Regions from separate parts of the Mus musculus genome. Here regions 1, 2, 3, 4 and 6 are each linked to region 5. The links are chromatin loops, found by intact Hi-C in ENCODE. Cell type or tissue: gastrocnemius. All regions are shown on one strand. Region 1 overlaps 1700025G04Rik (RIKEN cDNA 1700025G04 gene). Region 2 overlaps Tsen15 (tRNA splicing endonuclease subunit 15). Region 3 overlaps 1700025G04Rik (RIKEN cDNA 1700025G04 gene). Region 4 has its middle 92 kb from the start of Edem3. Region 5 holds the start of Gm36920 (a long non-coding RNA gene). Region 6 overlaps Edem3 (ER degradation enhancer, mannosidase alpha-like 3).

Evidence for each region. A loop is a pair of places that touch in the nucleus more often than their neighbours do. Peaks named below come from ENCODE experiments on the same cell type or tissue, not always from the same donor. Only the 100,000 strongest peaks of a DNase experiment are listed, where the experiment ranks them.
Region 1: a loop joins it to region 5, with 1.9 times the contacts of the local background. A loop is called at or near these places in 2 of 42 quality-filtered maps.
Region 2: a loop joins it to region 5, with 5 times the contacts of the local background. A loop is called at or near these places in 11 of 42 quality-filtered maps.
Region 3: a loop joins it to region 5, with 2.9 times the contacts of the local background. A loop is called at or near these places in 5 of 42 quality-filtered maps.
Region 4: a loop joins it to region 5, with 5 times the contacts of the local background. A loop is called at or near these places in 4 of 42 quality-filtered maps.
Region 6: it touches region 5 in a loop (4-fold over the local background); 20 of 42 quality-filtered maps call a loop at or near these places.

What each region holds. Positions count from the first base shown.
Region 1 is chr1:151,924,526-151,928,525 of GRCm38, reverse strand. The region is part of intron 3 of 1700025G04Rik (RIKEN cDNA 1700025G04 gene); the gene reads left to right. Among named protein-coding and RNA genes, the nearest start is that of 1700025G04Rik, 160 kb to the left of the region's middle. In gastrocnemius, a CTCF peak has its summit at 2,137; a DNase peak (open chromatin) is centred at 2,554; H3K4me3 peaks cover 298 bases.
Region 2 is chr1:152,367,334-152,371,333 of GRCm38, reverse strand. Tsen15 (tRNA splicing endonuclease subunit 15) reads left to right here. Exons shown (of 5, transcript NM_025677.3): 5 at 51-599. The coding sequence ends at 71. Among named protein-coding and RNA genes, the nearest start is that of Tsen15, 17 kb to the left of the region's middle. In gastrocnemius, a CTCF peak has its summit at 1,944 (motif pointing right); DNase peaks (open chromatin) are centred at 1,953 and 2,833; H3K27ac peaks cover 831 bases.
Region 3 is chr1:152,083,304-152,087,303 of GRCm38, reverse strand. The region is part of intron 1 of 1700025G04Rik (RIKEN cDNA 1700025G04 gene); the gene reads left to right. Among named protein-coding and RNA genes, the nearest start is that of 1700025G04Rik, 5.0 kb to the left of the region's middle. In gastrocnemius, no CTCF peak of the experiment used is centred here; DNase peaks (open chromatin) are centred at 1,518, 2,152 and 2,437; H3K4me3 peaks cover 1,103 bases; H3K27ac peaks cover 1,647 bases.
Region 4 is chr1:151,845,056-151,849,055 of GRCm38, reverse strand. No RefSeq gene overlaps it. Among named protein-coding and RNA genes, the nearest start is that of Edem3, 92 kb to the right of the region's middle. In gastrocnemius, a CTCF peak has its summit at 2,477 (motif pointing left); a DNase peak (open chromatin) is centred at 2,492.
Region 5 is chr1:152,288,591-152,292,590 of GRCm38, reverse strand. Gm36920 (a long non-coding RNA gene) reads left to right here and starts at 2,599. Exons shown (of 8, transcript XR_001779484.1): 1 at 2,599-2,690. In gastrocnemius, a CTCF peak has its summit at 1,607 (motif pointing right); DNase peaks (open chromatin) are centred at 1,637 and 2,241; H3K4me3 peaks cover 532 bases; H3K27ac peaks cover 505 bases.
Region 6 is chr1:151,819,078-151,823,077 of GRCm38, reverse strand. It overlaps Edem3 (ER degradation enhancer, mannosidase alpha-like 3), which reads right to left. Exons shown (of 20, transcript NM_001039644.2): 20 at 750-4,000. Among named protein-coding and RNA genes, the nearest start is that of Edem3, 66 kb to the right of the region's middle. In gastrocnemius, a CTCF peak has its summit at 2,422 (motif pointing left); a DNase peak (open chromatin) is centred at 2,425.

The DNA of each region.
Region 1 (4,000 bases), 360 kb after region 5:
TGCATTTCTCTGGGGTGCATGAACGACACATGCATGCCCAGATGGCGTGTGATGTAATTTACCAATGCTAGCCACTATGGTTGCGCGCCCAAGTGCTTTAGTCTGTTCTGAATTCTGAAGGGCATTTTGATCCAGTTTAAATCTGCAGTGACATTTTCCTGTATTTCTATAAAAATTTCACATTTTAATGTAACTAATGGTGTTTGTTATGTACTGCGTCAGGCTGTTCAGAAGGGGAAAATTCTATCATTAATGTCCTATAATAATATGCTGCACGCATTTAGAAAAGCTAGAAATGGGTTAGTTACTAGGGCTGTCTAGAAATAATCGAGTTCTTCCCAAAGCACACTCTCCTTTCAGCATCTCCGGGCTCTACTGTATAGTAGGGTTAAGGTTGCTCGTTCTCTCTCTCTCTTTCTCTCTCTCTCTCCTGCTGAACCTGGCTTGTTTTGTGTGTCACCTTGTGTCTTGTGTCTTAGTCAGGGTTTCTATTCCTGCACAAACATCATGACCAAGAAGCAAGTTGGGGAGGAAAGGGTTTATTCAGCTTACATTTCCACATTGCTGTTCATCACCAAGGAAGTCAGGACTGGAACTCAAGCAGGTCAGAAAGCAGGAGCTGATGCAGAGGCCATGGAGGGATGTTCTTTACTGGCTTGCTTCCCCTGGCTTGCTCAGCCTGCTCTCTTATAGAACCAAGACTACCAGCCCAGAGATGGTCCCACCCACCAGGGGCCTTTCCCCCTTGATCCAAATCTCCTTCATCTTCTCATCTCGCTTTTAATGAACAGCAATGTGGAAGTCTAAGCCAGATAAACCCTGTTCTTCCCAGCTTCCTTTTTGATCATGGTGTTTGGCCGCAGCAATAAAACCCTTACTAAGATACTTTCTCATTGCTTGAGACAAGAACTCGCTCTATAGCCCTGACTGGCCTGGAACTCACGTTGCAGACCTGCCTGGTCTCAGGCATCCTCTCCTTTTGACTGCATGTGTTCTGTAACCTGTTATGGCCAAGTGAAGTGAGGACTTAACATTGATGACCTCCAGCGTGAGGAGTTTGGATGTTAAATGGATGTGGAGCCTCACAGCCTGAGTGCCCTGCACTGGCTAAGAGGCAGGAAGTAAACTTTCTTTCTGTTGATCTCCACGAGCTACCCTCTCCCTAACTGATAAAAACATCATCGGCAGAAACTGAACATAGTCCCCACGTTAGATGGCTCCCTACATGTGTATGCCTTGAAAACCCCGGAGAAGGGTCTTTTAAAATATCCTTAACTTATAATTGTCAGTAGGACTTGCTAACACTGTAGCTTGTTTCTTTTAATTACCAACATAGTGACTTAATGACTTTGTTCTAAATTTGTTGATATACAATTAAATCTGTTCCGAGCTATTTCCTGTGGCTGTTTAACTTACAAGATTGTTTTAAATGTTTCCCGTCTGCCTTTAAAAGCAACTGCATGAGAAGCACTGGAGTGCCTTAAAATCACCCTGCTTCCCCACCCCCGCCGTCACATTTGTTTGCTGCAAGATGAGATTTGTGGCAGGATTTTTCATTTATGGGGAAAGAATTGCAAAGGAGGCTGAGACGTCACATTTTCACTTCATCACCAGTAAATGACTTTAACAAAATACTAGTAAGTCTAGAAAGCTCTGTTCCTCCGTAATGACAATGGGCATTTGGGGCTTCGTGTTCGTGTTCTGATGCTGGTTGGACCACGTTTAATAGCTGCAGCTGACAGAGCGGACATGTCGATATGCCAACACGCAGTAATTCTGGGGAAGTGACTATGGTTCAGCTCATCACAAGCATGCAGAAGACAAGCTATTTAAAAAGAGATCGTGTCCTTTTCCATCTTAATATTATGTGAGAAATCAAATATTTAATGTCAAAGGAGGTGGTTTACAGACTTTGCGTTCTATGAAATACACCCTCCTGAGGGGAAATGATTATTTTGTAACTGAATATATTCCTATTTTTCAAATGTGCTTATGTACCCCAAATTTTCTTGATTATGGGACTTGGCAAAGTATTTTTTTTTTCTCCTAGTTTCCATGGGTTTTCTGAAACGAAGTGATTCAGATATGGAGGTAAACAGACGGACAGACTGACTGACAGAAGTGTGTGAAAGACACCACCTACAGGACAACCCCTTTAAGCTTTCTTGTCCGGTGTCTTGTGTCATTTCTCCCCACAGGAAGCTGTAGTAGTTCCAGGAACTAGGACTTAGCTCCAGACCTCAGTCTGACCATTGTGGTTTCTAAAGAAGGGAGAACCCCTGCGCTGGGCATTGGAAACCATAAGGGTTCCTCTCATTTAAGCCCAACTAGAAAAGAGCCCCTCACTGCTACCACTGACAGCCCAAGCAAGAGACAGGAGACAAGGAAGTGACAGAGAAAAAGAAGTCCCATCCTTCTGCATTAAAGCCCTTAGCAGGTAAATTTCTGCGAGCATCCTGAGGATGCTGCCTCCTTCAGCGTGGCGGAGGAGGGGTAAGAGAACTGTTCGGAAAGTCATTGGCCCTTCTGGGTATTTTCTCCTTCCCTTCACCCCTCTGGGAGTTGCCAGCTGGGTGGGAACGCTCTTGGCAGCTGCCTTAATACAGTTGCCTTGGCTGTCTTCAGCAACTGAGAAAGGAATGATAAGTTTACTCAGACATGACAGCATGCTCTGTTCCTAAAGAAAGAAATTATCCGAGGCAAAGGAAAACTTCGCTATTTAAATAAGCTTGTCACAACCTGACAGTAGTTTGCAAGCATTTTTTTTTTAAATGGATGCTTCTTCCAGCTGATGGAGCCATTGGCCGTGATCAAGGGTGGATGGGTGCCCTTCCGGGTCTCTATGATAATGCTGAGGTATCTGTGCAAAGCTCCAGGTAGTGTGAAGGGCACGTGGGGGAACCCGAAGTGTGAAGGCATCTTCCCTCTGAAATGAAGTGCTCAGATTTGTAAAGAATCGCCAAGGTCCCCTTTTCCAGCTGTATACTCCTAGGCCCGTGGAGCCTCTCTCTATGCAGGGTGTTCTGCGTGGATCTGGAATCTGTGTTCTAGCAAGCAAGCATCCCAGAGGGTAGTGGTGCCTGTGTGGACAGAGGAAGACCCATGGCTTCTGCCCTGTCCCCATGGTCCCCAGCTAAGGTAGGAGGGTACTTAGTTTTTAACACCGGGTTAACATTGAACTCTTTTTTTGTCTCCTAAGGGAAAGAACATCTTGGTTTTCTCTTTCTCTTCCCAATTCCATTCCTGGTACAGGTGTCTCATGGCTCTGGGCACACTGTCGGGTTAACACCTTCAGCTATGAACATGGCTCTCCATCCCTGCCGACAACCTCTTCAGCCACTTTTTGTTTCCTGTCCCATCCCCTCTAAAAATGGCAAAGCACTTTGAATCCCCTGACAGACAAACCCTGACGTACAAGTTAATTAGGTTTCTAAACAAATATAAAACTGGCTTTTCTTTGATAAATGCAGGCAACCAGTGAATATGTCAGTTCTCTGTGTGGCAAGGCACAGAATATCCTGGGGATGCATAGGAAAAAATAAAGAACAAAGTCTTATTAAAAGTCAAAATGTAATAGTAACGTTCCCAGTGAGACATCACTTCACAGCAGCTCCAATGGAAGTAATTGAGAAACTGACAGATGTTGAAGCGGGGATGTGGAGAACCTGGACCCATCATGCATTGCGGGTGGGAATGTAAATCATGCAACTCCTTTATAAAATAATGTGTTGATATGTTCAATACGGAAACAAAGCTTACTGTACAGCCCAACAGTCCCACTTCCAGGAGTCTCCCCAAGAGAAATTAAAACATACTTGTATGTACACAAGAATGCTCATGACGTTGTTCTTTATAAAGCCACAAACTGAAAACAATCTAAATTGTCCATTGAGTGATAGCTAGGTGAGCCAAAGGTGACATATTCACACACTAGGATGTTATTTTTAAATTAGATGAAGTTCTGATATATGCTGCATGTGAGTAAATCTTAAAAATATGC
Region 2 (4,000 bases), 79 kb before region 5:
GCATGTGCTGTCTATTAGTTGCACTCTGACCTTCTTCCTCTGTGTTGCAGAATATTTCTCTTAGAAGATGACATCTGCCCTTCTTGGTGCTGACTTCAGTTCTGAAAGATTGGATGTGAGGCTCCTCAGCGAGCTGCTCGTCTTTTATCTCAGAGGTAGTCAGGGCTGACTTAGCTAGTCCCAACCCATAAACTTCCTTTCAGAATAAAGCCTTCTCCGATGGAAGCACTATATTGCTTGCAAATATAGTTAGCCTAGAACTTTCTTATCAGAGACAGTACAGTTGCATGCGGGTTTACACCAAGGATACGTGCAGAGTTGTGGAGCCTGGCAGTGCCTCTGCCATCCCACGTAGTCGATAGACAGGTATCAGTGAGTGGTACGGAGAAAACGCTACAGCAAGAAAACGGACACAAGAGCATTAACGTGGTCATGGGTGTGAATGACACGCCAGGCTATGAAAGTGACAATCAGATTACTGATAGTGGTCTCAGTAGGATGGCAGGCAGCAAGTGGATGCCTTTGTCCTTCTCCACATTTCATTTGTCATTTGTATTACTTTTATAATAAAACGGTTTAAAATAAAAAATATCTTGAAATCTGTCGTAATCATCCATCATTGCATGCTAAAGGTAGCAGTGTAGCCAGCCTTATAACAGCACTTTTATGATCTGGGCTGCTGTCTCACTGAGGTGCCACTGAGATGCGCTTCCTCTCTCAGCCTGTTGTTGCCTGTGGCAGCTTCCTGTGTCTGTGATGCACTCCGCCTCTCAGGGTTTGGTAGAGGCCGCATTCTGTGCCTTGTCAAATGGGCTATCCCAGCACAACTGGTTGCTTTCTCAAAGCCAAGAGAGTCAGCAGGTTGGACCTACTGTCTCATGTCACAGGTCTCCCGTCTCTTTTGCCTTGTTCCTCAATTAGAAGTAAGTCACAGTTTCCACCTACACCAGATCTCATGGCTCATTAGGAAGTAGTAGTGAAAGGAATGGGAAAAAACAAAAAAACAAAACAAAACAACAACAAAAAAAACCTAACCAGACAAAAGCTGGAAGTAGTATGCGGAGTGTAACAGGCTTTTCTTGGTCTGTACTTGACCTGCGCTTTCTTGACCATGCCCGAGACCCACTTTTTCTTGATGAAAGACTTTCACAACTTCAGATTCCCTTTGCTGCCCCAGAAGGCTTGAAGAACGTGTTTCTGCCACTCCAGTGTGGCAGTTCCAGATCCAAGAGTCATAAGGTATAACTTCTAACCTTAATTCCTACTGGGTCGTATTGGACTGCATGTAAGGAATTCTTTCGTTTTGGTGCTGGAGAAAGCAATCTACATTTCATACAGAAACGTGTAGCTTAAAAAGGTCAGAAACAGCCGGGTGTGGTGGCGCACGCCTTTAATCCCAGCACTCGGAAGGCAGAAAGAAAGCAGGTGGATTTCTGAGTTCGAGGCCAGCCTGGTCTACAGAGTGAGTTCCAGGACAGTCAGGGCTACACAGAGAAACCCTGTCTTGAAAAACCAAAACCAAAACCAAAACAAAACAACATAAAAAGGTGAGATCACTGAGTCAGAGCTAGGTAACAAGACCAAAATGGCCTTTTAGGTCTAAGGCCGGCACTCAGTTTCATTGTGCAGTTTGGATTGTTGATTTCAGAATGCTCTGTGGCTTAAAGCTGTTCTGCCAGAGCCAGCTAGATGCCTGCTAATGTGAGCAATGCCCCGACAGTCTGAAGGGAGGAAAGGGAAGCATCTCATCTCAGTGAAACAACTCGGTGAAGTGGCCTGTTTAACTTTGTAACTGAGTTTACCTAAGACCTTTCCATTAGATAGCAAGAGTCCTGAAGAACAGAACGGGAAACCATGTTCTTTTAAAAACACACCAAAGCATGCTGTATGTAGACTTGGGTCTTAGGACAGTGCCTTGCTTTTTGCCTGGAGTCCACATGGACAGCAGAGGGTGCTGTAGACTAAGCGCATCTCCAGACTGCAGGCTCCAATTAGCTTGTGGTTTTTCTTGAGAAGAGTTCTCGAATTGTTTCAATCTGTGGGAAGTGGTATAAATAAAAGTACAAATAAGGGTGCCCACACCCCCTCTTTCTGACAGACCTTTAAAATTACACACTACCGGCATTAAATATGGGAGTTGAGTCAGGCTTTGCTTAAAATGTAAATCTATATTTAAAAGCAAAAGCCTGTTGGGGGAAGGGGTGAATAGGAGAGACTTTTTTCCCCCCTCAATCCATATGCATTTCATTTTTGCTTGCAAAAGCCTGATTTATTCAGTGAGATTCAGGATTAGTTAACTAGCACACAGTGCCTAAGCTCAACGTGAATCGCTGCTGTATTCCATTTAAGCTTGCTTCCTTCTTTCCAGTTGGAAGGAGAGGAAAAGACTGTGGGATTTCTCTCTGCCTGCTCTCCCCCGAGTTCCTGGTTGTTGTGCCCTCTGCTGGGAAGGCTCAGGGCAGCGTGAAGTCACCCAGGTCCAATAGCTCCTGACTGATTTCTTTTGTTCTCCTGCCTGGATGGCTTTAGAAGACTCTCTCCACACCTTAGGACTGCTGTAGAGAACATGGGCGCAGAGACACTTGTGAATTCAAAGATTCCAGCAGAGGAGCAAGCGTGTAACAGCGTTCTCATGTAATCTGTATTCGTTGACTGGACCATCTTTACAGTTTTATAAGCCTAGAACCAAACAACTTAAAGCTTTACTCGAGGTCTCATCTCTTGTTCAGAGAGCATTTCTGTGCTGAATTCCTCTGTGAGGTCACTTTTTCCATTGCTATCCCAGCAGGAAGCCACTTTCCTACTGCTGTGCGGTGCTTCTTGCCAAGGCATACAGAGCTCCTGTCAGGAGAGGGTTATCTGGCAGCTATATGTTTACCTTAATCCCTTACAGAATAATGCGCTGTCCTCTGGGCCGCTAATCATTCGCTTCATCTTCTTTCTGGCCAGTAACTGCTGTTTCTCACCACTGGCCTCTTCTGCAGTGTGACCTGCTTAATGGCCTTTGAATAACAACTCTGTGTGCTCACAAATGGCCAAAGGTGGGAAGGTCATCTGTCAGTGGGGTTATTATAATGTCCAGCTGTATTGTTTGATGACTCCGAGAAACTTTCCCTCAATAAAATCAATATCTAAAGACTGACATTTGTTTTAGGGCTACTGAGTAGAGACAAGATTTTGTTAAAATTTGTCCATTTATTAATGTACCAGATATTCATGTCTTAATCACTACACTACTGTAGGTCAGGTAGCTTAGAAGTAGAAGTTTATTTTCTCATAGTTGTAGGATCTAGAGGTTTCTGATCAAGACTTCTGATCAGCTGACTTGGCTCAAGGCTCTTTTTCTTCCAGCTCTGTCTCTCATGGCCTTCCCTTGCTTTCTACAGAGACAAAATGCCCTGGAATTTCTCCTTCTTCTTACAATGGCACAGCCTGGTTACTGGGGCCCTCATAACCTCATATCCCACTGATACCTTCCCAAAACTCCACTCATTTCTAAATCCAATCACACTGGGGCCTCACCATGTCAATTTGAGGTGAAGAGGTTGGTTACAGTCGTCAGCAACTGCTTCTTAACATGTGCTTAGATAATGTGTGGACACAGTGCTGGGTGAGATGTGACCCGTGCCCTCAACAAACTCAGATTGCAGTTGTCAGATTGCAGATGGATGCTGGCAATGTGAACTGAAGAATTCTTGTCACACAGCACATAGAGCATTGGTTGCAGTTTTCTTGGGGGTAGGGGGCGGGGCTCAACAGCTTCTGATGAGCTTCCAAACACTCATTGTATGGACGCCATTTATTTTTCCCTCAAAAACATACATTAGAGGAACTACAAAGAAAAATGGGACATGCATGTCTCAAGGAGTTTACTGCCCGCTAGAAAGGAGGACAATCTACGCAGGAAGCCGACTGAGAGCCCAACAATGGAGGGTGGCGTGGACAGTTTGAATGGTAAGTGTGCTGTGCTGTGCTCACTGTGTCTCTCAGCCCTTGTCCT
Region 3 (4,000 bases), 210 kb after region 5:
AGATGGCTCAAAGGGGAGCCTTTGGTAATTCTGGCTGGACACTGACAGAAGACTGTGGGTTAATGCCCAGCTCATGCTATCTTATAATACAATGCCTTGCTTTCTCCTTTGGGTTGTTAGAATTGAGTCTAAAGGGGGCGTGGCATCGCTTTGTGTGTCAGGAATGTAATTTTCCTCCTGCTGTGTGGCTGATGTCTCAGGCTGTGGGTAGTGGTTTAAACTGTTTAATTCCACCTCTCCTCATGGCTAAACTCTTGAAACCTAAACTCAGCAGAGTTTTGGGTTTGAGGCTGTGCATGGGAATGAACGGGGGTCTTTCAGCAAGCCTTCTGAGCAGCACCCTGCCCATTGTCAGCCAGAGGAGAGACTTGGCACATTTGCTCTTACAATGCAATTTAATGTGAAAGTGGTTTTTATGTAAAAGTTGATTTGCCTCTAACTCTTCAGGATCGTATTGACTGTGTAAAGCGACCCCAACATCTCGTAAGTAAGGACTCACTCTGATAATGGAGGGGCTAGACTCGGTTTCATGAAAAAGCACAGCACTTCAAAAATACTATTTTGGAAATGATTATAGGATAGGCTGCACCCCACCGTGCATGGAGGGCTATGAGAGATGATACAGGTATGAAGACCCCACACAGTGTTCATGGTGAGTGTTCAGGGCGTCTCTGATCCTCCTTTGCTTTTAATTTATAGTATATTCGTGTGTACTGGAACACATGTACATATGTATGCAGAGGGCAGAGGGCACCTTGCAGGAGTTTTCTTCCTTCACCTTGTGGGTCCTGGGGGTCAGACTCAGGTTGTCAGTCTTGGTAGCTGGCACCCTTATCTGATGAGCCACGTCACTGACCCAAGTAGAAATAATTTTATGTTACTAATATGTTTTTAGTAAGTACATTTATTTTAAGCTATGTCATGGTGCTTTGAGCTTCACTCCATAGTGTGGGGGGAGTAAATCGTATTTAGATAGGTTCTTGATAAATTCTGAAAAGCAGATTGCAACAGACAGTACGCGCACACACACACACACACACACATATACACACACACACACACACACACGCACACGCCTTTTGTGCAAGAAGAACTGCAATAGTAAAACTGCATTTAAAAAAACAGTGACAGTTTTGACTTTTAGGGCTCATAATTCAAGAGCCTATCTGAAGTGGTGTGTAAATTATACGCATACATATTTTTAATGTATGCAGTCATTTAGCCTGACTGTCTCAGCTCTGAAGTTTAATTTTATAAGTTACAGTTGCAGTAAGAAACAACGTAACATGCTGCGGTTATGCAATTATGATGGGGGTGTTTGGGGGTAAACTGGGATAGGATAAACATGGAGACGCAGCATAGCAGTGTCTGCAGTTGCCAGGTACTAATACAAGCCCTGACTTTCCTACAAATGTGTCACTGGAAGACTGTATTTCCTTGGTCGTAAGTTGTGCTGTGCCTTACACTTGGGAAGGAGTGCAGCTTTCCCAGCCTGAATTCAAGCCACTGACCAAGCTCTGGGAAGGCAGGGCTGTCTTGCTTGTCTCAGAAACCCCTATGGCAGCTGGCACGGCGGACTACTTTGCACTTGGAAGTCACTCAAATAGTGATCAAACTGAAGGAATTAACTTAATTAGTTAAGGTCTGTAATGTGTTTAAGACCTTGGAGAAATACATTAGATGCAGACATAGTTTTTAATAAATCTGTGCGCTAGTTTATTAAGAGCAGTGTCTGATGCCTCAGGGTGGGGTTTTTGAAACATACAGGATGCTCCATTAGGTTATCAGTAATATGGTAGAGACAAGATGCTCCCTTAAATTATCTCAACCCTTGAGTTAGGGCCATCTTGATTTGGAATAGCCATGCTTTCCGTAGCTGATAAACCCTTCTCTCCTGCCACCTCATCATTTGTCTGAGTGGCTCAGCCAATACCAATACCTCTTGCCATCTCTTAGGGTGTTCTTTACATGTTTATAGTCATGGACTTTCGACTGCAGTGGTAGCAGTCCGGGGTTTCCATGCTGGCGTCTCTCTGGTGGCGAGATCCTGGGAGAGAGAGCTCTGGCATTCCCAACTCCCAGTTTATTAGGTTCACAGCTGCTTCCTCCAAAATAACCTGGAAAAAAAGCAACGTGGAGCCCTGCCCAGTTCAGTGAGCTCACTGCTGCTCCCAGCATCCTGTGGCTCTCTCAGAAATCTGTCCTCTTAGGCTGGCCTTACTTACCTCCAGTTTCTCTGCCAAGTATTCCTTTCGTTTCCTATCCTTCCTGGAGCTTTTCCATGCTTTCCTGGCCCCCTTCCCCAGATGTTCACCCACAGCCTCTCTGGCTTCTCTTCCCACTACTGTATTTATACCTGCGAGACACTGGGTTTCTTTGAGAACCGGCTGCCCTATTATCTTAACCACATCTCCCGAGCCACTTTCTCTGTGTTCCTCCCACCTACCTTCCAACGGCGGGACTTCCTGCTTCCAACCAGGCTCCTCCCCTCTGCCCTCGGGCGCCTGAGTCCTGCTCTACCCAACACCTCCTTACTCCTCCCACTCCCCCTACCCCCAATCAAGCCTCAGATCTTCCAGTACATACCTGCCTCTGCCTGTTTCACAGCCTTCTACCATCACAACAGATGTGTTTACAGCACTCGTGAACTGACAGTCAGACGCTCCATACCTCACAGGATAGATGGAATGAGAAGCACTCATTCCATCTCCAAGTTCCAAAAGTTCAGGAACTTTTGGACTTGGTTTTCACTTACCGATTCCACAGGGCGGTTGTTGATTTTGAAAACCTGCTAGGCCGTTTAGAAGTACTTAGAGCATCGCACTTCTTTGCTTCACTCTGAGGTTCCATCCTCTGCTGGATAGTAGCAAACGGAGCTACCCTGATGACGACTGTTGATTTTAAGAAAACTGACCAACAGATCTTGGGAAGCATTCTACAGCTTTCCATAAGCGCCCCAGTCAAAGGGTTTATCACGCAGCAGAATCTCCTTGCTAATCCCAGGTCGAACGGTTTCATTTCATGTTCTTTACCTCGCCTTCTCCTTTAGTTAAATAAATATTGCTATAACCCGAGCCATGTCCCCATCCCCGCTATTTTTTGTTATTTTACAGTTCTCTATGAGAGTGTGATAAGCACCTGAGACACATTTATGCCAAGCGGAGGGATCTGTAGCAAAGAGCTACATTGCTGATGTCACCTCTAAATCTGTAGGCTACTGCGTGGAAACATCTTGTCAGAGGCTTACGGACTAGAACCTGGCAAATGTCATAGAGCTCAATGGTAGGGCGCTTTTCTCGCAGGTCGGAGGTCATAGGTTTGATTCTCAGCTCCAGGAAAAAAAAAAAAAAAAGCCAAACTTGTATAAGCCATTGAACTGTTTGTTCAGGGACCGGCCATTTTAGAAAATTGGACTTGAGAAACAGCTTAGACACTGGTTGTGCATCAGGGGGACTGGGTTTAAGTAAAGTGTTTTCTCTCCGATGGCTCTCTGTTTTATTTGATGGTGGCAGATATAGCGGTGGTTTGAGTTCATCATCAAACGCATACATTCCACTTCCCTTGGTGACTTACGGCCTTTCCTGCCTAAGAAATACATTGTTTCCCCTGCAAAGGAGGGGCAGTTTTTCATACCCGTTCTCAGTAGGTGGTAAGTGAAGTGGGTCTCATAACAGCCCAAGAGGCGCTATGCACATCACAGCCGCTCCTGACAGCTTCTCTCTGAACTCTGGTGCTGTGAAGGAGAAGGACTGCATTCATTGTCTCCAGTGTGGTAAAGGTCTTGGGGTCACATGACTTCTCATAAGAAGATCTGTAGGATCTAGGTAAAGTGAGGCAGACCTGGTTCCTGTGTGCCAAGAGGTGACGTCAGTTCTGCCTGCAAGCTCTGTGGAAAGCAGTGTTCCTAGGATAGTCATGTAGCAACTCCTAGGATTAGAAGGTTGTGAGGGACGAGGCAGCATCTACCTCGTTAGATGCCGTGATGGAGGAATTCACCATC
Region 4 (4,000 bases), 440 kb after region 5:
AGCAACACAGCGTACTCTTTACAAGTATCTTTTTAGCACATGGAGTTTGTACAGGCACTTTTTCTATTATGAAGGCAGTAAATGACATTGTAAAGAAAGTTGGAAAGTAGCCATTCTTTCTTGCATGTTTTCAGACTATTCGAAATATGTTTAAAATGATTATGATATACAGCTGGCTCTTGAGGATTTCACATTCACAGATTCAACCAACCATGAGTAGAAAATACTTTGCGTATATGTTAGTTATGGTTTTCATTGCTGTGAACAGACACTATGACCAAGGCAACTCTTATAAAGTTCAACATTCAATTAAGGCTGACTTACAGGTTCAGAGGTTCAGTCCATTATTATCATGGCAGGAAGCATGGCAGGCTGCAGGCAGGCGTGGTGCTGGAGGAACTGAGAGTTCTACTTCTCATTCTGAAGGCAAACAGAAGATAGTCTCTCAGGCAGCTAGGGGGAGAGTCTCAATTAAATTACAGCAATACACTTCATCCAACAAGGCTACACCTCCTAATAGTGCCACTCCCTGGGCCAAGCATATTCAAATCACCACAGTGTATGTATATGTACTAATATGTGTGTGTGTGTGTGTAATCCTGAAGTCACCACCAGATGTCCTTCTTTTTTATTTTGTAAGTGTTTTGCCTCCATGTGTGGCTATGTACCACACATGTGCCTGGTGCCCCCCAAGGTCAGAGGAAGGTACTGGAGTCCCTGGAACTGGAGTTACAGACAACTGTGAGCCACCGTGTAGGTTCTGAGAACCAAACTCCAGTTCTCTGTGGTAACAAAAAGTTCCTTAACCACTGAGCCATCTTTCCAGCCACCTGAGTGTCTTTCTTGATTGCTTCTCAGCTTGTCCTTTGAGACTGGGTCTCTCGCTGACTCCAGCACTCACTGATTGGCTAGACTCGCTGGCCAGAGAACTCCAGGGATTCTTTGCCCCATCCTATGCTAAGGTTACAAACACACACAAACATGCTTGGATCCTTTATGTTGATCTAAATACAGGGCTAGCTATATATATATATTTTAAGTGCAGGCACTTTACCCACTGAGCCATCTACCTAACCCAAAAAATACTGGAAGATATATTGATTATATTCATTTATTTCGAGGGTGCATGCTATAGCATGCATGGAAGTCAGAGAACAATTTTCAGGAGGTAGGTGTCTCCTTCCACCATGTGGGATCTGGGAATTTAACTCTGATCATTAGGCTTGGTGCTAAGTCATCTCCCTAGCCAAGAAAATACATACATACATATATATATATTGTCTTCTTTACGGAGACATAGACTTTTTTTCATGCATTACTCACTGTGCAATGCGGTATAACAGCTATTATTTGCATTCACATTGTATTAGACGTAATCTAGAGTTATTCCAAAGTACAAGTGAGGCTATGTGTAGGCTGCATGCAAGTACTACAACATTTTATAGAAAAGACTTGAATTGCCATGAAGAGTGAAGTACTGAATTTTAAGAGCAGGATAACAACCTACATAATGAGATCAAGTCTGCAAAGTGGCAAACACACCGATGAATCACGTAAGTAAATGGAAGAAAAAGCTAACAATGGTCACTTTTGAACCGTGGCAAATGGACATTTTTTTCCCAGTTTCTTTTTGACAATTATCTTTATTTTTTTATAGGTAACACTGATATTACCCATAAAATGTGTATTACTGTTATAATAAGAAAACAGTATATTCTTTTCATTTAGAAAGTATAAAGATAAAAACAAAACCCATACCCATTCAGATTCAACTATTGTTTTAATATATGTTTCTGGAAAATATTTAATTTAAAATAAATAGCAACTGTAGCATGGACTCTGAACACCCACCCACACACACACACACACACACACACACACACACACACATACCTTAGTCCTGAGTCAGGTCTACCCAAAGCCCCTGGGTGCCAAAGGCAGGGATGGAAACCACCCCATGCTTTTCTATGCACTGTTCATGTGTTCATTACCTCTAGTTCTCTCAAAAGTCCTTTCAGCAGCACGTGACTGGCCCAGTTTTAGAGCACCAAGAAACATGTAAGGACCAGTGCTGTCGCCACACTAAGCATTTTGTTTGTTTGTTTGTTTTCATTTTTATCTAATGACTAAAACCTGAGCTTTCCTTAAAACTAAGCTGTGGGCCAAGGGGTGTGTCCAGAAGCAAGGAGTTGAACTAACTGTCCATTTCTTGCCAGATGGAGATGAATATTTTTACCTCATTTTTTCTTAAAGGGCTGCTGTGAGCATTGCATGGCACAGTAAGGGGAAAACCTTCACACAATGCCAGGGAACAAGTTAATGACACTTGGAGCAGAGCTGAGACGTGGACATGAATCTATATGGATTCTAAAATCCATGTGCTGCACCCAAATCTCCACTATGTCAGGATGCATGCTCGCTCCCTCTGCCCTCTGCCCTCAGGGCACCTGCGCCCCCAGCAGGCAGATTCAGGCATTCCCAGGGCGGCAGCTGTGGTCCCCCGCTGGGCGCTGGAGAGATCAGGTCCTTCTGTTTGGCAGGTAACTGGAGCCTCAACCCTGTTCCTTAATTCCAGAGACTGCAGGAATAACAAAATACATGGTTTCAGCTGCAAGCCGTCCTGGGGATTTCTTGATGCTGCATACGGCAGGTAGATGGCTTCCCTTAGCATCCGAAAGATGCCATTAAACGGGCTGGGGACAATCGGTAGAAGATCCTTTGGAGCTTCCGTGTGCTTTCTCATGCCTGGGTCCATGGGCTGGAGCACAGCTAGCCCCTGAAGGTGTGGGTGGTAGAGCCCGTGCTGTTCTCTCCCTTTGGGCGGAACCTTATCCTGCAGTGGGGCTGGGAGGGTCACGCTGTGCCTTTAGAGCATGCAGATCTTCCTCCACATTGCAGCTGGGGCACCAGGCCGCCCACAGGAGACAGGTGGCCCAGCTCTGTGCTAAGCCTCTCTAGGCTCAGGGAGAGCTGTGGTTTCTCTCCCCCACTGTGTACCCTATTTAGTATACTCATGCTCTAAGTGACAGTCACCCAGAGTCCCCGAAGCGTAATTGTCAAGGATGAAAATTTATGGAGAGAGGAAAAAAAACGGGACTCCTGTTCCATCTCCTAGCCTCACTCACCCACAGTTATAACCTTCCTACCACACTTCTCGTGGAAGGATTCTTTCCCCACACAGCAAGGTGAATAAAAATCTCTGCCATATGAGGTACGTTGTGAGGTGGATAGAAATGAAACGTCTGATCTATGTAGTTTGCATTTACAGCTGGCTTCTAATGGGATGAAGAAAAATGGAGCCGTTTAATGGCGGTATTTTATGTCTAAGGGTAACTGAAATGCCAGAAGGGAAGACGGTGAGGAGACAAGACTGGTAGATGATGAACATGCCTCGGGGCCCTCCCGAGGTGTCAGGCACTGGGTTAGGTGTCTTCTGTGTGTTCGTTCTCTTGTTTTATATAAGAGACTACTCAGCTCAAAGGCAGGCAGCTCGCAGGCACATTAAAGAAAAAGAAACGTTCAGGACTGGAACGCCTGCTGTGTCAAGACACCTAATTAGAAAACAGTATCACATGAATTAGTAAGGAGGCCTCCTGTTGCACGGAAGAGTGAAAATAAACGTGTCACCAAAGGAATCACGGAGCCAAGCATGTTATCAAGATGATGCAGCGGGCAGAAGTCTGTGGGGAACTGGGCATGCGCTACACCTGCGTATAATGCTGAACAATAAGCCTTCCGGACACACTTGCTAGATCAATAAGGGAATCCATTACCATCAGAGACCTCCATTCTCTTGAACCTAATTGTCCCGAGGCAACCCCAAAGCAGCAAAAGAAAGCACTTTGACAACAACAAAATTTAACAGCTTTTATTTATTTTCTTTAACTAAATAACTAAGTTATTTAATTAGTAAGAACTGACAACTTTAATCAACAACAAAAGATAGAGATTCTTGGAAGGGAAGAAAGTTCTTCGGTGCAGGGAGACAAGATCTAATCAC
Region 5 (4,000 bases):
CAGGTACAGTTCTAGAACCTTCCAACCTTCCTCTAAACAGACCCACGATCACGTGGTCTCACGTGACTCTTAGCTTGACTTCCCATGTGCAGAATCGAGATGTTCCTCAGTCCTGTGGTGATGGCTGACAACTCCATCACCACTATCTCTATAGCTCCCCTCCCCAACATCCCAAGTCAAGAAGAATGAAACAGGATGCTCTGTCTTGGGAACCAAAAAGAAAGTTCTCGAACCTCCCAAATAGCAGCCCTGGGCTGCCCCCCCCCTCCAGTGGCAGTAGTCCCCAAACCACAGAGATATTTCCGTATGCGGAAAGTCTCGTTGAAACCTTTCCATTTCCCTTAGCTCTGGAACTCCTTTCTGAGTTCCTTTTCTTCCCCACTGAACTATAATAATAAAAAGAAAGCCTCACACTGAGTTTCCTTCCTGCTTTCATCACGGGGCTAAAGCAAAGTGCAGACATTTGTACCCAGCACCAGAGTTACAGGTGTGAAGGAAATGGGAGGGGGTGGATAACTTCACTCCTGCAAGGTGCCACCTGAGAACAAGCTGGGGCAGGGGGGAACAAAAACAAAACAGAAAAATAGGCGCCGGAACCTGGCAAATGTGCCTGCCTCAAGGAGCAGATGACTGGGGGATGCTGGTCTTTGATGAGTCTGCCTGGTGCTGCTCTGGCCTCAGCAGCAGCTGGGCCACCTGGGAGCTATCTGGGGTTTCCTTGAAGCCATGGTGTGTAGTGTTGTGTGCACACTGAGAATTGCTGACCTCAGGGACACTTTGTTAGTCATTATGGGTGGTTCAGTGACTAGGTAAGAAGAAAGACTACACACGGACCAAAAAATAATCACAGTCAACATTGTTCCATGGTTCTTCAATTTGGCTCCATTTTTTTTTTTGAAAGAAGTTCTCTGTTTCTGTACATGGAAAATGTATCTTCTATTGGCAGGCATGATCCCATAATATTCCAGCCGCCTTTTCTAAATAGATCTATTGCTCTGATATAGTGTTTATATTGAGGAAAGGAGCCCTTTCGTCCTGTGGCTATTTGGCCAATCACGGAAGCAAGTCACGAAGATGATTAGGAGTGTTTGTGACGATTAGGAAGGGACAGCAACTCTGCTGACCTCTAACCGTAATTGTATATCCTTCTCATCACAGTGAGGGGCGTTAGGGAGAGAGATCTGGGTATCGTCATCTTTGGACCCTTCCCATTCTCTCAAGCTCTCAGGCCCCTCCTTTAACAAATTGTGAAGCCAGATGGTTTAATGGCTAATGTGCGTCTGCACAGATCCCCAAAGGAACCCCAGTCCCTCAGAAATCTGCTTCCAAAGCGTGTTTACAGCTACCAACCCTTATATTGCCCGTGCTTTCCTCCGACTTCCTAGCCTGCATATTCTTGTGCTGGCTCCGCCCCTACCCTTCTGATTCAGAGGATTGTCACCTCAGTCCGGCCTCCTGGGCTCTTCATGTGTTCTCTCCTCTGTGGATTCGTGAATCCTGGACCATAAATGATCCATTTCTTCCTGACCCGATCTTTCCATTTCCTCTGGCCTTTCCCAGTTCCTCTTCACCATTTCCGAAGATTCTTTTCTCAGCTTTCTTGCTGTCCTCCAGGGGGCGCCATTCACTGCATTCCCCTATCATCCATGGTCACCAGTGGCCTCCAGCTCCTCCCCGCAAGGCATCTCTTAGCCTCTGCTCTTTCTGCACTAATTCAGAGGACAGGACTCTTGCTTCTACTCTGCCTGCACTCTCGGCAGGGTTGATGAGACCCAGGGACCATTTTTTTGTTTTGTTTTGTTTTTTCTGGAACACTTGCATCTTGTGCCTTGACTCCTCAGCCTCTAGACAGCTCCCCCGCCCCCACCTCAGGTTCTTGGTATGCCTTTCTTTACCTAACCCCTTCACAGCCATCACTTTATTTATAACTTATCCAGAGTTGACTTTCCCGTACAGGCAATATACAAATGCCCACGTTCTCACCAACAGATATCTAACGCTTTTAGCACCACCCTGCAGCTCATTGCTTAAATGAGTAATTACATTAGGGCCTTAGAACGGTTATCAGTTGGCGTTCCTGATCTAAGAATATTGGTTGTCGGAGCTATTTGCTCACGTGTGGGCGGTTTGAGGAGGCAAACTAGGACTGGTGAAGCTCCCAGGCCTTGGGATAATTGTCCCTGCTTCTGAAGGGACAGCAGGATGGAATGGTTGCGGGGATAGCTGGGGGCCAGCTGCCATTACCCACGAGGAACTGCGGGACCGGAGATGCAGTGTTTACAAAGGAGGGCAGCGATAATCCAAACGGCCACCTGGCAAGGCATGCAAATGAAATGAAATGAAAAAATCTCTAATAATATTAATTTACTGCCATCTGCCTAGAGCATAGTCGCAGGGCAGGGGAGACGGGGCTTCAGAGCTCGGAGACAGCTTTCCTTTCCAGTGTCTGTCTGTGTCTGTCTGGCAGTTGTAGGCGGATGGATACCAGGGTCAGGGCAATGGGGCTGACTTTGGTGCTAAATCACAAAGTGGGACAAGGTGATGAGGTTTGTACCGGATTTGTTTACAGGTTTGGCCAAACGCTGTTTTGTCTCCTTGTAAGAAGTATGGGAAATGAAACTGGTCTGAAGCAAGCATTCCCTCATGCCTGAAATGTTATTAACATTGCCGCGGAACACTTTTGTTGAAAGGTACAAATGTGTATCTTTGAGCCATTGATCTATCTCCAAGGTGAGGGGCATGTTCCCAAGGTACCAAATGTCATACGACTTTAGAGGGAGGGGCAGTTTGGTCACTACAGCTCAGACCTCTTTCCTCCTCGAGAATAAAACTGCTTTTCATTCACTACAGGTTAAATAACATAGGGCTGATAACAGATATTATATCAACCAGCCAAGTCTTTCAGGCAGGAGACACGCTGTTTCCCTCTGTGTCTAGGTGAAATGTGTTACCAAGTTTTCTTCTGGCTGGCCAGCAACCTGCGAGTGTCAACTGATGTCAGGGCACACCAACAGCATGGATCAGAGAAGGGGGAGATTAGATTGAAGGCTACTCTGCCATTTACTAACAGGGTGGTCTGGAACATGTTAGTAACCTCCCCAAGCCAGTGTTTACATTCATAAACAGTGACAATCGCAGGTCCACCAGGTCCAGGGGATACCTTTGAGGAGGTCAAATGGGTTTGAATGACCTCCGGAGTCAGAAAGAGTCGAGGTCAAAATCTCATTTTACTGAGATTTTACTGATCATGTGAGAGAGTGGCCTCCAAGCCCCTGGGTCTATAGAACAAGGAAAGCAATTGGTGGCGAGGTTTTTAGATTTTAAAAAGGTTACCTGAGGTAAAGCTCTTAGTAGGATGGCAGTGGAAAAAAATTTATGTGTGGGTCCAAAAAGCCGTGAGACTGGGGGAGCCAGTCCAGAGCAAGAATGAGGTCAAGACATGCCCAACCCCCCCCCCCCCCAAATCTTGTCCTGAGACCGGCAGGAGTAGGACTGTCTTCCTCCTCACTCTGGGCCTGCATGTCCCAGCGTGCACATGAGCCTATGACCCCCACCTCTGCCACCTTTGAGGTAGACACATAGCCTGGCGGTCACATAACAGGGTTAAGTTCCTCTCTCCCTGTAAGGAGGCCAGCAATCACCTGGCATTCCTCCCCATGCAAATGAAGCATTCATAGCACCTCAGCCCCAGCCAATGATGCACACATACCCCCAAAATTCCTACCCACTCCCCAAGGTTTATATAGCTCTTGTTACCCCCAATTGAGAGAGAGCAGTTTCACTGAAAACTGTCTCCTGGAGAGGCTATATATCCCACACTCATGCCTGCCTAGATCCTGCTAACCCACCCACCTGGCTAAGCATCATTCCTTCCAGTCCATCCAGGTGCCCTGAGGGCAGAAGCAGACTCAGGCCAGCACTCAGGATTTTGTTAGGACTGGGTATCCCTTGATAGGTAGTACTCTCAAGTTCTCTCTCTCTCTCTCCTTCTCCCCCCACC
Region 6 (4,000 bases), 470 kb after region 5:
CACAGTCTAACAGTGATACTTTCATTGTCCTGGAAGGGTGGGGCATAGTGAGGCTGGACTAATTGCCCAGACAACCCCAGAACAGACACTATCACTCATATTCTTCAGTCTCAGATGGGAGACATGCAAAGCAGGGAGGGAGTGTGGCTGAGTGAAGGTTAGCAGAAACTGGGGGTGAAGCAGGGCTGAGGAAGAGGGTGACTCACTGGAAGGAGCTCAGGTTTACCTCTGGAATTAAACCAGAGCTCCCGTCCACTGCCCAGTCACTTAATTTGGTACTTTGACTAAGATGCCTGGAACTTGTTCAAGCCTTAAAATTGATAATGATCACATGGTCTTTAATGTTATCTGCTCAGAGTCCTTGGGATAGCAGAGTTCAGAGCCACTGAAACACAATGGCTTCTTGGGAATGAAGAGCAAAGGGCCAAGGCTAGTGCACTGCTTTTAATGAGGTGTGCCACCCCTACCCTCCCACCACCATAGGCTCTGGCATGTAAATATTTGATTCCCAGTTGGTGACACTATTTGGGGAGGTTTAGAGGCATGGCCTTGCTTCTGCCACTACAGTTTGCTGTTTCCTGCTTCTGGTTCTAGATGTGTGCTCTCCGATCTTGTGCCACCTCGTCTGATGGCTGCCACTCCCTGCCATGATGATGATGGGCTCTGACCCTTGGGGACCATAAACCCAAAGCTGCTTTTGGTCATGGCTTTCAACACAGGAATAGAAAAGGACTAATGAACCTACTTTTGATGATAATATTAAAAGAGGGCAAGTAATTTTATTAAGTATAAGTAAATTCAGACACAAATGTTACCAACAATGACAGAGAATTATTACTTTTTTTAAACTGTAGTTTGTACGAGGTACTATTTGAGTTTTAGAACTGATGCTTGCATGGGTTTCTATACCACAAAACACCTGCAAATTCATTGCCCTGGGGTAAAGAGAGACAAAAGGAAAACAGAGACACCAAATTCTAGATATTTGTACAATGATTCTAAAAATTTGAAATTTAAAACTAGACCAGAATATTTACATGTTTTATTAAATTTACAATCAGTAATATAATCAAATACACAATTATATACAAGGATTATATACATTTTGCCCAGACTTTTACATCACAGTACATAGTTTCCATTAGAAATATTGTATACATTTATCACCAAACAACAAAACCCAACGACAGTAGTGTTACAGCACCTGTTAGTACAGACAGCTTTTTCATAAATTACATCATAAGAAAATATACGGCTGTAAATTGGGCTTTTAAAAATGTCTTTTATAAAATCTGAACATACAATGTTTCATTCACAGAATGTTTTTTTTCTATGTTCTGACTGTAGCCTTGTGCATAAACAACCAGTTGGAGTATTGACTGAATGCTACCCTCCCTCCCCCTAAAGTTGTAAGCACTATTTGAATTACTTAGGCTGAGCTTTCTTATGATGGATCTGGCATGGAGTCTGGTGAGAGAACAAACGCTGGCTTTGTATAAGAAAAGTTAATATGATGGTAATTTAGATCTAAAAGAATTCCCGAGAAAATAATTACATTAGTGAAATTGAAGTCAGAGAGTGCATAATTTTTCACTTAAAAGTATCTAATACTGTAAAGAAAAAGGAAAAGGAAAATTACAAAATAATTTGTTCTAAAACAATTATACTTTTTTTGGAAGCTTATTACATAGGTTAAAGAGAAAAAAGAAAACCTACTTAACAAAATACCCCACCCAAAACATATCTAGTAAATTACTGTTCTTTCACATTTAAATTTTATGGGGAAAATATTGCAAATTAGGGCATATAATTTCAATGGAGTTTTTATGTGAAGAAAAAAAATACCTAATTTTACTTGGTAAACAAGTTTTAAAACTTGAAAAATACCTGAATTAAATACTTGCTCTTAACAGCTAACCTTTAGCTTTCAGGTAATATCCGCACTTGATTCCAGGTTTGTAAACATTATATAAATCTTTCTTAGTCAAACAATTTTATGGCTGTGGTGATCATTTCAGCTCTATTTCTAAGCAGTCAACATTTAACTGAGGTAGACCAGATGTTTCTAAACTCAGGGTCTCAGAAGTCCCTGAATCTTCAGCAAGTAAATAAAATATCTATGAAAGGTTTTTAACAAACATCAACAACAATGAAAAAAAAATTTTTTAAAAATCTATGCTGTTGGAATTTCCTAGTGAACTCAAAAGACTACTTTGTGGCAGGCAGTATGTCAAATACAAAAATGGATGGAGACTCAGTTAGAATGTTGTGTTCTGACGCTGAACGTATTCCTCTTTTCTTAAGTAGGGGGAACTGAGTATTATTCCTTCTAGTTAGTAAGTAAAATGTCTTAAATTTATTTCTTTAAAGGATTTGGTTTTCCTAAACAAATCAATAGGTGCCTTAATGAAGGGCAACAGCTCCTCCTAGTGGCCAAAGGAATGTAAGTGGCAGTCGCTGGCTTTTCCTAATGTGCCATGGGCTCCCCTTCATGCCCTTAAGTTCTCAAAGGAAAAAAATATGCGGCTTTGATAACTTAGCAGAGTTTGATTTAGTCAACAATGGCTTTGAGCTACAAATACAAAATCAATCCATAGAAGGCTTCTGTAATCAAAGTCGCCAAGGAACATCTGTTCCCTTCCTCCAAGCCCCAGTCCTAGAAATCAAGTCAAGTAATTAAGCGTCAGCTATTTTGGCAGCTTTGCAATGAAATAAAACGAAGCACATCTCCCCTTCTGTATACTCTATGTATTACGGTTCTATCTTCTCACACCAAACTTCCCATGCAGAGAGACTAAAATACCCATGTTTGCTGTCAGGTTTAACTACGAGTTAATGAAGGCCTTGCCATGCTACCCCGGCCCCAAGGAATTCTCTAAGATTCATCACTCACTGACCAATCATTTATTTGGACCTTTTGAAAACAGGTATTTATTCCCTTATAAAAGGGCACGCTTACCTGGGACCTAAGACATGAACTTACACAACTACAGCACAGCACTGCTGTCATTCATGGCTCCATAGATAACCTAAGTCATTCAGTACCTCAAAACCACGTTGTAGAGAAAAGTTACTGTGTAATGCCATGGTAAAAAGGAATGAAGTCCCTCAAATATTCCTTTAGAAGCAATTAAAACAAGTTCAAAAATAAATAAAATGAATAAAACCATGATTTCAATGTAGAAGTATCAATAAGCAAAACCAAAAATAATTAAATGTGACCAGCTCCAGACTGCCACACACACCCCCAAAAAATCTTTTTCTTTTACTTATATGGCTATATAGTTTTTACACAGGTCACCAGAGACTAATTTTCAAGTCCACATTAGAAGGAAGGAGTATTTGTTAAAACAAAACAAAACAAACCTAAACCCATGATTTAACAGAAAATGTGACAGACTCCAGCTTCAAAGGAGAAAGACAGTAGTCACCCCGGGACTACAGTCTACTACCATGGTTTCTCATGGCTCTATAAGATAGGGAGATGGAGCAGGGCTTGGAGACGAGCCTTCCATCTCAAACTGCATACTAAAATGGATGGAGTAAGGCTGATGGTTAGAGGAACCACCTTAAGAGAAATGAACTAGAAAAGACTTCCAATCTACCCCACCAGGACCTAATGCTGAGTTCCATCTAGAGTAGTCATAGCTTCCCCCAACGGGAAGTTGATATTGCAACATTACAGTTTCTCCTTCTCTATTTACCCCGAGCAGTAAGCAACAAATTTCCACACTATCTACCGGACCCTCTCCATGGCCCCGTAGTAGGTCTTTACGGAGACCTATGGGAAAAGTACACTGGGCTCAGCTTTGGTTAAATGCTAAGGTCATTGTTGGGAGAGGAAAAGAAATCAAGTCGTCCTGGCCATTTGTCACTGATTGAAGCATGTAACAGCGATGCGCAGAAACTGTCATTGCCGTAAATGCATCTGCTTCAGAACCCGTAGGTCACTTAGAGAGTTCCTGTGAAGGCAGCAAAGCCGAGATGCCACAATACTCGC